Regions from separate parts of the Homo sapiens genome. Here regions 2 and 3 are each linked to region 1. Evidence: chromatin contacts called from ENCODE Hi-C or POLR2A ChIA-PET data. All regions are on one chromosome and are shown on one strand. Each heading gives the region's core, a stretch centred on a gene start or an enhancer-like site at or near the end of the contact. The rest is flanking DNA. Distances are from core to core; before and after follow the strand shown.

The links. Hi-C counts contacts between places; a loop is a spot of excess contacts on that map. ChIA-PET counts read pairs that join two places held with the same protein, here RNA polymerase II (POLR2A). Pooled maps may share reads with other maps.
Region 2: a loop to region 1 is called in a pooled map, with 2.0 times the contacts of the local background. The contact joins the enhancer-like site here to the promoter of HOMEZ in region 1. A Hi-C loop is called at or near these places in 1 of 50 pooled maps. POLR2A ChIA-PET finds 5 or more read pairs at or near these places in 5 of 52 experiments (CD4-positive, alpha-beta T cell, HepG2, OCI-LY7 and 2 more).
Region 3: a pooled map shows a loop between it and region 1 (6-fold over the local background). The contact joins the promoter of PSMB5 here to the promoter of HOMEZ in region 1. A Hi-C loop is called at or near these places in 9 of 50 pooled maps. POLR2A ChIA-PET finds 5 or more read pairs at or near these places in 3 of 52 experiments (GM12878, HEK293T and activated CD4-positive, alpha-beta T cell).

The regions. Positions count from the first base shown.
Region 1 is chr14:23,284,458-23,287,704 of GRCh38, forward strand. It overlaps HOMEZ (homeobox and leucine zipper encoding), which reads right to left and starts at 1,675. Exons shown (of 2, transcript NM_020834.3): 1 at 1,456-1,675. The coding sequence starts at 1,495. RefSeq lists a silencer at 1,405-1,814 and an enhancer at 1,905-2,184.
Region 2 is chr14:23,537,281-23,540,527 of GRCh38, forward strand. All of the region lies in intron 1 of ZFHX2 (zinc finger homeobox 2), which reads right to left. It also overlaps a transcript of THTPA not described here. Among named protein-coding and RNA genes, the nearest start is that of ZFHX2, 13 kb to the right of the region's middle. RefSeq lists an enhancer at 136-1,015. Within about 2 kb of position 1,696, at least 2 of the 41 ENCODE cell types and tissues checked have a DNase peak (open chromatin) inside an H3K27ac peak, as active enhancers do.
Region 3 is chr14:23,033,246-23,036,492 of GRCh38, forward strand. PSMB5 (proteasome 20S subunit beta 5) reads right to left here and starts at 1,655. Exons shown (of 3, transcript NM_002797.5): 1 at 1,439-1,655; 2 at 123-429. The coding sequence starts at 1,636. RefSeq lists enhancers at 1,381-2,580, 1,381-2,050, 1,835-2,129.

The DNA of each region.
Region 1 (3,247 bases), core at 425-2,924:
CTGCTACTAGTGCGCCAAAATCATCTGCTTCATTCAGTTGTCCTGTGTCCTGGGGCCAGTTTTGTGTGATTACAAACCTGCTTATGTCCATATTTTTCAGTGTCTATATAATAATGTAATTAAACCTCATGTTAAACCTATGAAAAATCACTGCATTAAAAATTGTTTCTTCAGGAATACTGATTTTTAAAAAATTGCTCCTATGAAAACTAAGTCAAATGTTTTGGAGAGACATAACGCAAGGAAGAGTATGCATTTTAAAAATTGTTGAGTTGGGAGTGAGCAAGACAACTGTAAAAGATTGAGCGGTGGGACTTAATCTCAAAAGTACTCTGCACTCAGAAGTGTCTAAATTCATACTTCACTTTAAATAAAGCAAAACGGGAAACCAAAGATGATGAAAGTGCCTGAGTGGCTCTCAGACTGCACACTAGAATTACCTGGGAAGCTTAAAAACCAGGCCACCCTCCTTCCCATTCAGGTTCAATAGTCTGTACTGGGGTCCAGGCATCCAAAGTTTTTAAAAGTTCTCAGGGTACAGCCAGGTTTGAGACTCCCTGTGTAGTTAATACTGGAAAGAGAATTGGGAACTCTGAACAGCAGTCTTAGACACAAAAACAGTCTCACCACTACATCAAAAGATTGGTGAAATGGATATACTTTTAATTATAATGTTTAAGATATGTATGCATTATCTTTAAAATTCCCAATCTGGCTTTTTCAATTACTACCAACTAACCGAATCATGTAATATAAAAGGGCTTCAAGTGTATGATGGGAAGGAGGTTCACATGACAAAAAAAAAAAAAATCTCCTGATAGGGGCCCACATTACCAAACAGGTCTCAGCTTGAGTCTTCTTTCAGTTTAGGAGTCTCAGAATAGGACGCAACACTAGGAACCCCAGAGGACTCAGGTTCTCAGTTTCCTGGTTGGTTCTCTTAGTATGGCTGGGTACGGGAGTCAGAGGGGCAGTTTCTTCTAAACCTTTCATTCCCAAAGGCCACTGATCCCCAGAAGCAAGGCCAGGTTCTGCACGTGTGTTGAGGTCGCCAGGAGGTAGCCGTGGGGGTTGGGGGTTTGTGTGGCGGGGGGGCCTGGGAAGGAAATGTTTCTCCTATCCTCCATTTCACAGGCAGTCCAGAAGGCTCCGAACTGGGTCAGGGAACAAAAAGTTATTGCACTTGGGACGATAAGCCCCATGAGGCAGGCGAATCTCAATCCTACTCTCGCCAAGGGCGCCCCAACCCAACCTTCTTGCCCTCCCCTACACAGACACTCACCCTCCCCTAGTTACAACAGGGGAGGGAACCGAAAAGTCCAGAGGAGAAAAAAGAGAGAACCGGGCCACTTCGAACCTAGAATTATCCCCCCACCAGCGCGGGGATGGGGCTCCAGAGGTGGGAGACCGTACACGAGCTGGGAGGGGAAGTCCAAGGGGCTGGGGATCACTCACCGCAGTCCAGCCCGGGCGGCGGCTCCCAGCCTCGCACCATGGGCCGGGGGGAAGTGGGGGAGAGGGCAGGGGGCCTCCGAGTGGGAGTGGGGTTGCTGCCCGGTGCGGCCGCTCCGAGCCCACCCCAGCGATGGCCGAAACCGGGACTGCCCCCCCCACCGTCCCCGGGAGCGCGCCGGTCTACCCAGCCCTGCTCGAGCAAGTTGGAGGCGGGGCGGATGGGTGGGGTGGGCGTCCAGAGGCGGTGCCAAGGTGGCCCGAGTCCTGATTGGTAGGCGCAGGCGGGCGGGCACGGGCGAAGCGCACTGGGCTGGCCATTGGCTGCGTGGGTCTCGGCTGAAGTCAGGTATTGGCTGCGTGGGCCTCAGCTGGGGTCATCTATTGGATGCGTGGGGCAGGGAAGATGTCCCCTGGGGCCAAGCTGCAGTGCATGGTACCTCCCCCTACCGTCGACCTATCGGCGCCGGACCTTTGGAATACACCGGACCAGGATCCTTCCGAAATTCCCCAAGGAGGGATACTGCACTTTGCTGAACTGTCTGGACCGCCAACAACTCCCAATTTGTTTCCTTCTGAAGGAAGCCCTCCAGGAAGACCTTTTCAGTGCCCCCTCCGGAGCCATACAAACGAGCTGCGCCTTTCCCAGCCGAGAGCCCAACCGCCACCAGCAGCGTCAGCTGTAACAAAGCGCCTAAAGCAACTGGGAACTTGTTCTCGAGAGGGATCAGATGTCTTGCCACCCGGAAAGACGAGGACCTTAGGAGCCTGCGGGCGACTTAGGCCGTTCCCCGGGTCAAACTGGCACCAGACAGATGTTCCCAAAGACGAAGTGCTGGAGCAGTCACCTCATTGGGACCTACCAGACCCTCAGGCTCCCCTCCCTGCCCTAGAAAAGAGGACGCGGAGCTCTCCATAGTATTTGTTTTTCGCTAGCTAGAAAGGGATGAAGACTGAGGTGGGAGAATGACTTGATTTCAAGAGTTCGAGGCCAGTCTGGGCAACATAGCGAGACCTTGTCTCAAAAAAATTTTTTTTAACTTACAAAAAGAAAGGGATGCCAATAAAATGGACTTCAACAAAGCAGTATCCCACACAGTATGAAGTTATGGGCCAAAATTTGTATTTTAGGATTCCCCATCTTCTGTGAGACAGAGTAACAAATGTAAGAAGACAGGCTTGCTCAATTCTGTTTGGCAACATAATTTCACAAAGCCTCTGACTCTGACGTCTCTGGAAAGATCCTTTGAAGACAAAACAGGATAGGGCACACAGTCCTCTATGTCTCTTGCCTGAGTCGCTATATTCCTTAAAAGATAAATGGGCTGGGCGCAGTGGCTCATAAACCTAATCCCAACGCTTTGGGAGGCCAAAGAGGGAGGACTGCTTGAGGCTAGGATCCAAGACCAGCAAGGGCAACATAGCGAGTCCCTGTCTCTACAGAAAAATTTAAAAATTAGCTGGACTTGGTGGCATGCACTTGTAACTACTCAGGAGGCTGAGGCAGGGGGATCATTTGAGCCCAGGAGTTGTAGGCTGTAGTGAGCTATGATTGCACCACTGCACTGCAGCCTAGGCAACAGAGTGACACCCTGCCTCTAAAAATTTAATAATAATAATAATAATAATAATAATAATAATAATAAAAGATAAATGACCCTAGTCCTTGCCTTTTCCTGCACATAAGATGATGTCTAATGGGGTTAGGGATGTTGCCTCTGTAATCTATAACCAAATGTTCTCTTACACCCAAACTTTTATGTGATTCTGCTTTAATGTAACTTATGAGCAAATT
Region 2 (3,247 bases), core at 446-2,945, 250 kb after region 1:
TGCCTCTCCATCCTATACTTCCCCCAAGGTCCCAGTTGGCCCATCTACGTCCTCTCTAGCTCTCGTATTAGCAGATCTCTAGTGATTAAACTGGTAGTGCTTCAGGCCAGAGTGCTTCGTGTAAGGGGCGAGGGGCGTGGCCTCTCTTTTCCTGGGCTACCTCTAACCCTCACCTTCAGACTTTTTTATTTGGAATGGGTCCTCAGTCTGGCCCCACCCAACCTGAAGGCCCCATTGTAGCTTCCCTCCTCCTGGGGTTCTAGCCAGGCATGAAGTCAGAGCCATTAAGGAATGCTGAGTGGAGTGGGATTAGCATGGTAATGAAAATGCAAATCAGCACCTGGGAAAGGGGTGGAAGGGATGGGGAGGTCGGGGGAGTTGGAGAACCAAAAGGGAAGTGAAGGAACTGGACTGAGGGGAGCCGATTTCTCGATAACCAGAAAGCAGAAGCCCTCAAGTTGAGGGAGAAAGGTATTCCTCCTACAGAATCCATGGTGGGGGAGAGGGGTAAGGGTGCTGGTTTGTGAGGGTCTGTTATTCCATCGTCACCCACAGGGTGGGCCACACCGCCCTTCCACTACCCCACCTGGTGGGAATAACTGACTGGGCAAGAGGCCCTGTCCTGGGCCCTGCCGCCAAGGGCTGTACACAGGTGCGTGCTCTCTCCCAGCCGGCCCAAGTGCTACAGCTCACCCTCCCTAAGCCTACCAGCTGCTTCCTGGCTCCTGACTCACCACGCTCGATCACAGCTCAGAGTAGGGCTAGGCAGACCTAAGCCCCAAATCCTACAGTAACTCCCAGATCCTCTCTCAAAAACATCTATTTCCTAGAACTGGAAAAAGACATAGCTGATTCCTAGCTAGAAACCAAAGGAGCTTAGCTTTCGGCTAGCTTGTAGGTGAGACTCTGATCGGCCGAGGGTAGGTTGGCAGCTATTTAAAATTGCAAATCTCTTCCCCACCTCCCAACCTAACCCTCCTCCTCTTTAGGAAAGAATTTCAATTGCAAATATATCTCTGCCTCAGTACATCCTCCCCCAACCCCAACTCCCCATCCCCCTTTCTTCTCGGAGCTTCTCCCATCACCCACTATTTATTACAAACCTTTAGCTGCAGCGATTATTTTTTTGCTTTTTTTCCCCTCATTGCATTTTCACTCCTCCATCTTTCCTTCCTTCCCTCTCAGAATCGCTAGGTCCCTTTCTTTGCCCTTCCTACCTTGAACTGGAGACAGTGCAGAAACGGACAGGCCTAAGAGTCATCCCCTCCTGCCACCCCCAAGACCAAGATTCTTGCTCATCCTCAGACCCATCGCCATTCTTCCCTTTAGTTCCTGGCTTTCCTTAAGGGCATCCCCTATCCCTGCGGACACATCTCAGATGTGGGTAAAGAGACAAGGCGACCCCTGAAAGGCCCTGACATTGCTTCCTCTGAAGGAGGCAAGAGGAGGAAGGAGGAAGAGGGTGGATCTGGTGTAGGGTGGAGGTTGGGGACGGTCAGGGAAGACCTGGGTAGAGGCAAGGGCTGGGGGCCTCTGTGAAGGAGAGGGGTTAGGGGAGACAGAGCAGGCAGTGGCGGTGCTGTGATTAGAGAGGAGATTGATGTGAAGGGGCGCCACAGACGGCAGAAAGAGTCAATAAAACGAGAGGATCACATTAGAGGCGACAGAGAGAGCTTTAAATTACAAGGCTGCTGCCACTGAGGGGGATGGGAGGAGGGAGGCCTGGAGCCAAGGGAGGGCGGAGAGTTCTGAGGGTGTAGTCATCCCCTGAGATGAATCTTGCAGCTCCAAAATGGCCCTTAGTCTCCAGAGTTCCCTGCTGCCCCTTCAGCCTATCCTCCTCCCCTAATGCACTGTTTCGTCACAAGGCTGAGGAGGGGAGGAAGATGAAGATGGAGAGAAAGGTGTGGAGAAATAGAAGACATTTTTTCCTTTTGGTATTGCCCTCTTCCTCTGTCCAGACCCAGGTCTCTGTTTACTTCTCAGGATGAGAAAGGAAGGATGGAAGTGCTACTTTCAAGGCTCAGCCAGGGAGTTAATGCCCTACAAACAAAAAAATATATACAGTCGTAATTACTGAGCTGCAAATGTTCTTCCATGGAGGTGGGAAGATACACATTAGGACCCAGAAAGCTGCCGAGAGAGAAATGTGATGAGACAGAGATAAGAGGCTCAGATGTAAAGTTGCAGAAACACAGGTGGAAAGCTGAAAAGCCAGGCCCTGACCGAGCAAGATGGGGGAAATAGTGAGACTTAAGGACCGGAGAATTACAAGAGACAAAGGGCATGGGCAAAGGAAGGACCAAAAAATTGAAGTCTGAGAAAGGAGAGAATCTGCCCCTCGCTGAAGAGGAGCCATGTCGTGGATTCAGGCTGGCCGGCAGAACTGGAGGCAAAGCTGACCAGGGGTGCTTCCTCCCATCCCCCAGCAAGACCAGGGCTCCCTTTGGTACAGCCCCCTCCCACCTCTGGCTGACCAAGAGAGGAAAGGAAACACTACTGCTCCCTAGTGGTTACAGAGGGAATATCACCAAGGAGTTGGCAGGGCTAATGGGACCTGACTGGCTTTTTCCTCCCTAACTCCCCTCCAAAAAACAAAACTCCTTTTTCTCCAAACCCAACTCCATGGCAAAGTCTTTCGAAGTGAAGTCTATCAGGGCACCATCAAGTTTGCATACAATGATTTTCACATCAGGGCCTTCCAAACAGTTGTTTTTCATTTTTTGAGACAGGGTCTCGCTCGGTCTCCCAGGCTGGAGTGCAGTGTCACCATCTTGTCTCACTGCAGACTCTGCCTCCTAGACTTAGGTGATCCTCCCATCTCAGCCTCCCTCCCAGTAGCTGGGACTACAGGCATGTGCCACCACGCCCAGCTAATTTTTGTATTTTTTGTGGAGACAAGGTTTCGCCATGTTGCCCAGGCTGGTCTCAGATTCCTGGGCTAAAGCAATCTGCCCGCTTTGGCCTCCCAAACTGCTGGGATTACAGGCATGAGCCACCAAGCCCAACCTTCCTAACAGTTTTGCCTTTCACTTTTCTAATTGTTTAATCTACCCACTTTCCCTTAGAGTCAATTTTAGGACCTTTTTTTAAAAATTCCTCTCTTAAATTGTTGCCTCAGGCATTGCACCCTTCCATACTCACTGTCCTCGCCTTCCTCCCCTTTTTGTCTCAACCTGTTGATTACAAGAGGAGGTGACCATGGAGAGAAGGGGAAGAGAAACAGGAAGGATGAGATGTGTGTACC
Region 3 (3,247 bases), core at 405-2,904, 250 kb before region 1:
AGGGCTAAGGACCTAATTACACTTCTTCAGCATTGACACCAAGCCCTTTAATTCATCTGTCCATCCAACCCCTCCTCACTGTAGTGTCAGCCCAAGGATCATGTGGTTGCAGCTTAACTCACCAGGGCCTCTCTTATCCCAGCCACAGATCATGGTGCCCATGGACAGCCCCATGCCTTTGTACTGATACACCATGTTGGCAAGCAGTTTGGAGGCAGCTGCTACAGAGATGCGTTCCTTATTTCGAAGCTCATAGATTCGACATTGCCGAGCCAACAGCCGTTCCCAGAAGCTGCAATCCGCTGCGCCCCCAGCCATGGTGCCTAGCAGGTATGGGTTGATCTCTATCACCTTCTTCACCGTCTGGGAGGCAATGTAAGCACCCGCTGTAGCCCTGGAGTCAGCTGCAACTATGACTCCATGGCGGAACTGTTAAGATCAGAGGAAAACACAAAACAGGCCACATAAGACCACAAAAACACTCCTACATACTTCTTTTTGCATCAATCCAAACCCAGCACATCTCTTTCTCCGTCCTTTTATACTTCACAGTATACTTCTATACTTCACCATATATTAATGTCACCCGAGCTTCACATCAATCCCTTGACATGGATATAACCCATATTAAATTCATTTTATAGGATGGGCGTGGTGGCTCACTCCTGTAACCCAGGCATTTTGGGAGACCAAGGCGGGAGGACCGCTTGAGGCCAGGTGCTGGAGACCAGCCTGGGCAACACAGGGAGATCCATCTCTACAAAAAGTAAAAAAACTTAGCCTGTCGTGGTGGTGTGTGCCTATAGTGTCAGCTACTCTGGAGGCTGAGGCGCTGGAGCCACTGCACTCCAGCCTGAGCGACAGCGAAAAGCCCTGTTTCAAAAAAAAAAAAAAAACAAATCATTTTATAGATGAGGAAACAGGTTCAATGAAATCAAATGATTTCTCAATCTAGAGCTAGTTATTGCAGAGCTGGGCAAGGAACCCCAAATGTCTGATTCTTAGTACAATGCTTACCCTCACCACGCTTCCCCTTCATGCCAGTTTCAGTTACCCCTGCCTTGAGGGGCCGCCCAGTTTCCAAAACTTTGGTAAACGTTTACAATAGCCTTCCCTCGGCCAAGATTCATTGTTGTTGCGGCCTTTCCCAGCTAGAAGATCCTGAACAGCAGCAACCTGGGGTCGCCTAGGAATCAACCCAAGAGGCCTCACCTTCCTCCCCCGACTTACCCCCGGCCCCACCGCCACCCTTTCCAACCAGAGCAAAGACAGGGGCCTCCTGGGCCAATGAGACAGCAAAACTGCTGCGGTCCGAACGAGAGGACCCAGCCTCCGCCTGGGTTGGTGGCCAAGGCCACCGCAAACTCCGGTCAGGCTGGGAGGCCAGGCAAGTCGCGGGCGTTCAGTACTCAGCCTGGCAAGGGGGCTGGCTCCACACCTTGAAGGCCAGGGTGGTTGTTCCATGAAGCATTTCGATTCCTGGCTCTTCTGGGACACCCCAGCCTGGCGCGGCCAGGCTCAGACCATCACTGAGACTCCCTGGACCTAGATCCAGCAGATCTGCACGACCCCCAAGTCCGAAAAACCCGCGCTGGTTCACCGGTAGCGGTCTCTCCAACACGCTGGCAAGCGCCATGTCTAGTGTGGGCAGAAAGAACTAATTCTGAGAACGCCTAGCAAAGATAGGCCGGGCAACGCCTCGCCGTCACAGCTTCACTTCCTATTAAATCTATTCCGGAATGGAGCCATTTTGACTGCTGGCAAGCACGCCTCCAAAAAGAAGAGCCAGATGCGAAAGACCATTTTCACTGAAGGGGGTCGGGGAAATAGATGGCTTCACTAACCTTAAATTCTAAAAGGACGTACCTGCCATCTTGGCTTTGGTCATGCAAGTAGTCCTGGATCAGAATAACCTCAAAATCACAGGAAGTGACTGAAAACGTCCATGTTGCGTAAGGGAAGTGAGGTCGGCCATCTTTGAGAAGGGCGTGACTGGTTGAAAATCGGTTCTGAACCCTTAGCGGTGAGTCCTCCCACTCCAGCCTGGTGTCCAAGCAACAGGTTACATCGCTGCTGCTTCAGCACCTTGTTAACGCGCCTGAGGTTGCCATCTTGTTTAAGGGCACCTTCTAAAATTGGGTAAAATAATGATCCATTCTGAGGCCATTTCCCTATATTAGTTAAACCACAGCAATTAGTGGTAAAACAACGCAACAAAATAAAAGTGCTATACCTCTTGTTGTCAGTCGCCATACAGCAACCCTTCTTTAACAGTAACCGGTTATTAATATCCAATATTCGTTCTCTTGACTCCTACCTTCTGGTGGAAATTCGAATAAGTAATGAATTGCCTAAAAGGCAGATGGAAGAAGAAAAAGCAAAGGGTCCAGTTAATCCACAAACTAGATTCTCAGTTCAGACCTGAATAAGTGTCAGTAGTAATTTACCATCTCAGAGACGGGAGGACGGTTGAGACTGCATAAATATGTACCAAGAGATTCTCTAACTTCAACTTGCTAAGATGATGCCTTTTATTCAGGAACATACTATATTTCATTGCCTCTTCCTCCCTCCACCCACCTTCATTTTTCAAATCTTTTGGGAACTATAACAAACCGGGAAGTGTGCATATGTATGAAATGTTGCCTCCTGCTTTATGGTTCTATGAAGTCAGTCTCTGGCCTTCCTTGTTGGATTCTAGCAGCAACATCTATCAACACCGAAATTCCACTTTCCTCTGATGCCCAGTTCGGCCCCATCTTTCCCCCAGCAGACTCTGCATATGCTGTATTGTTTTTGTTTGTTTGTTTGTTTGTTTTTTGAGACCAAGTCTTGCTGTGTCCCCCAGGCTGGAACACAGTGGCACGATCTCTGCTCACTGCAACCTCTGCTTCCCAGGTTCAAGCGATTCTCCTGCCTCAGCCTCCCGAGTAGCTGGGATTACAGGCGCCTGCCTCCACAACAGGCTAATTTGTGTGTGTGTGTGTGTGTGTGTGTGTGTGTGTGTGTGTGTGTGTGTTTAGTAGAGACGGGGTTTCACCGTGTTAGCCAGGATGGTCTTGATCTCCTGACCTCGTGATCCACCCACCTCGGCCTCCCAAAGTGCTGGGATTACAGGCATGAGCCACCGTGCCCGGCCTCACGCCTGGCTAATTTTTGTATTTTTAGTAGAGATGGGGTTTCACCATATTGGCCACGCTGGTCTCAAACTCTTGACCTCAGGTGATCCGCTTGTTAGCCAGGATGG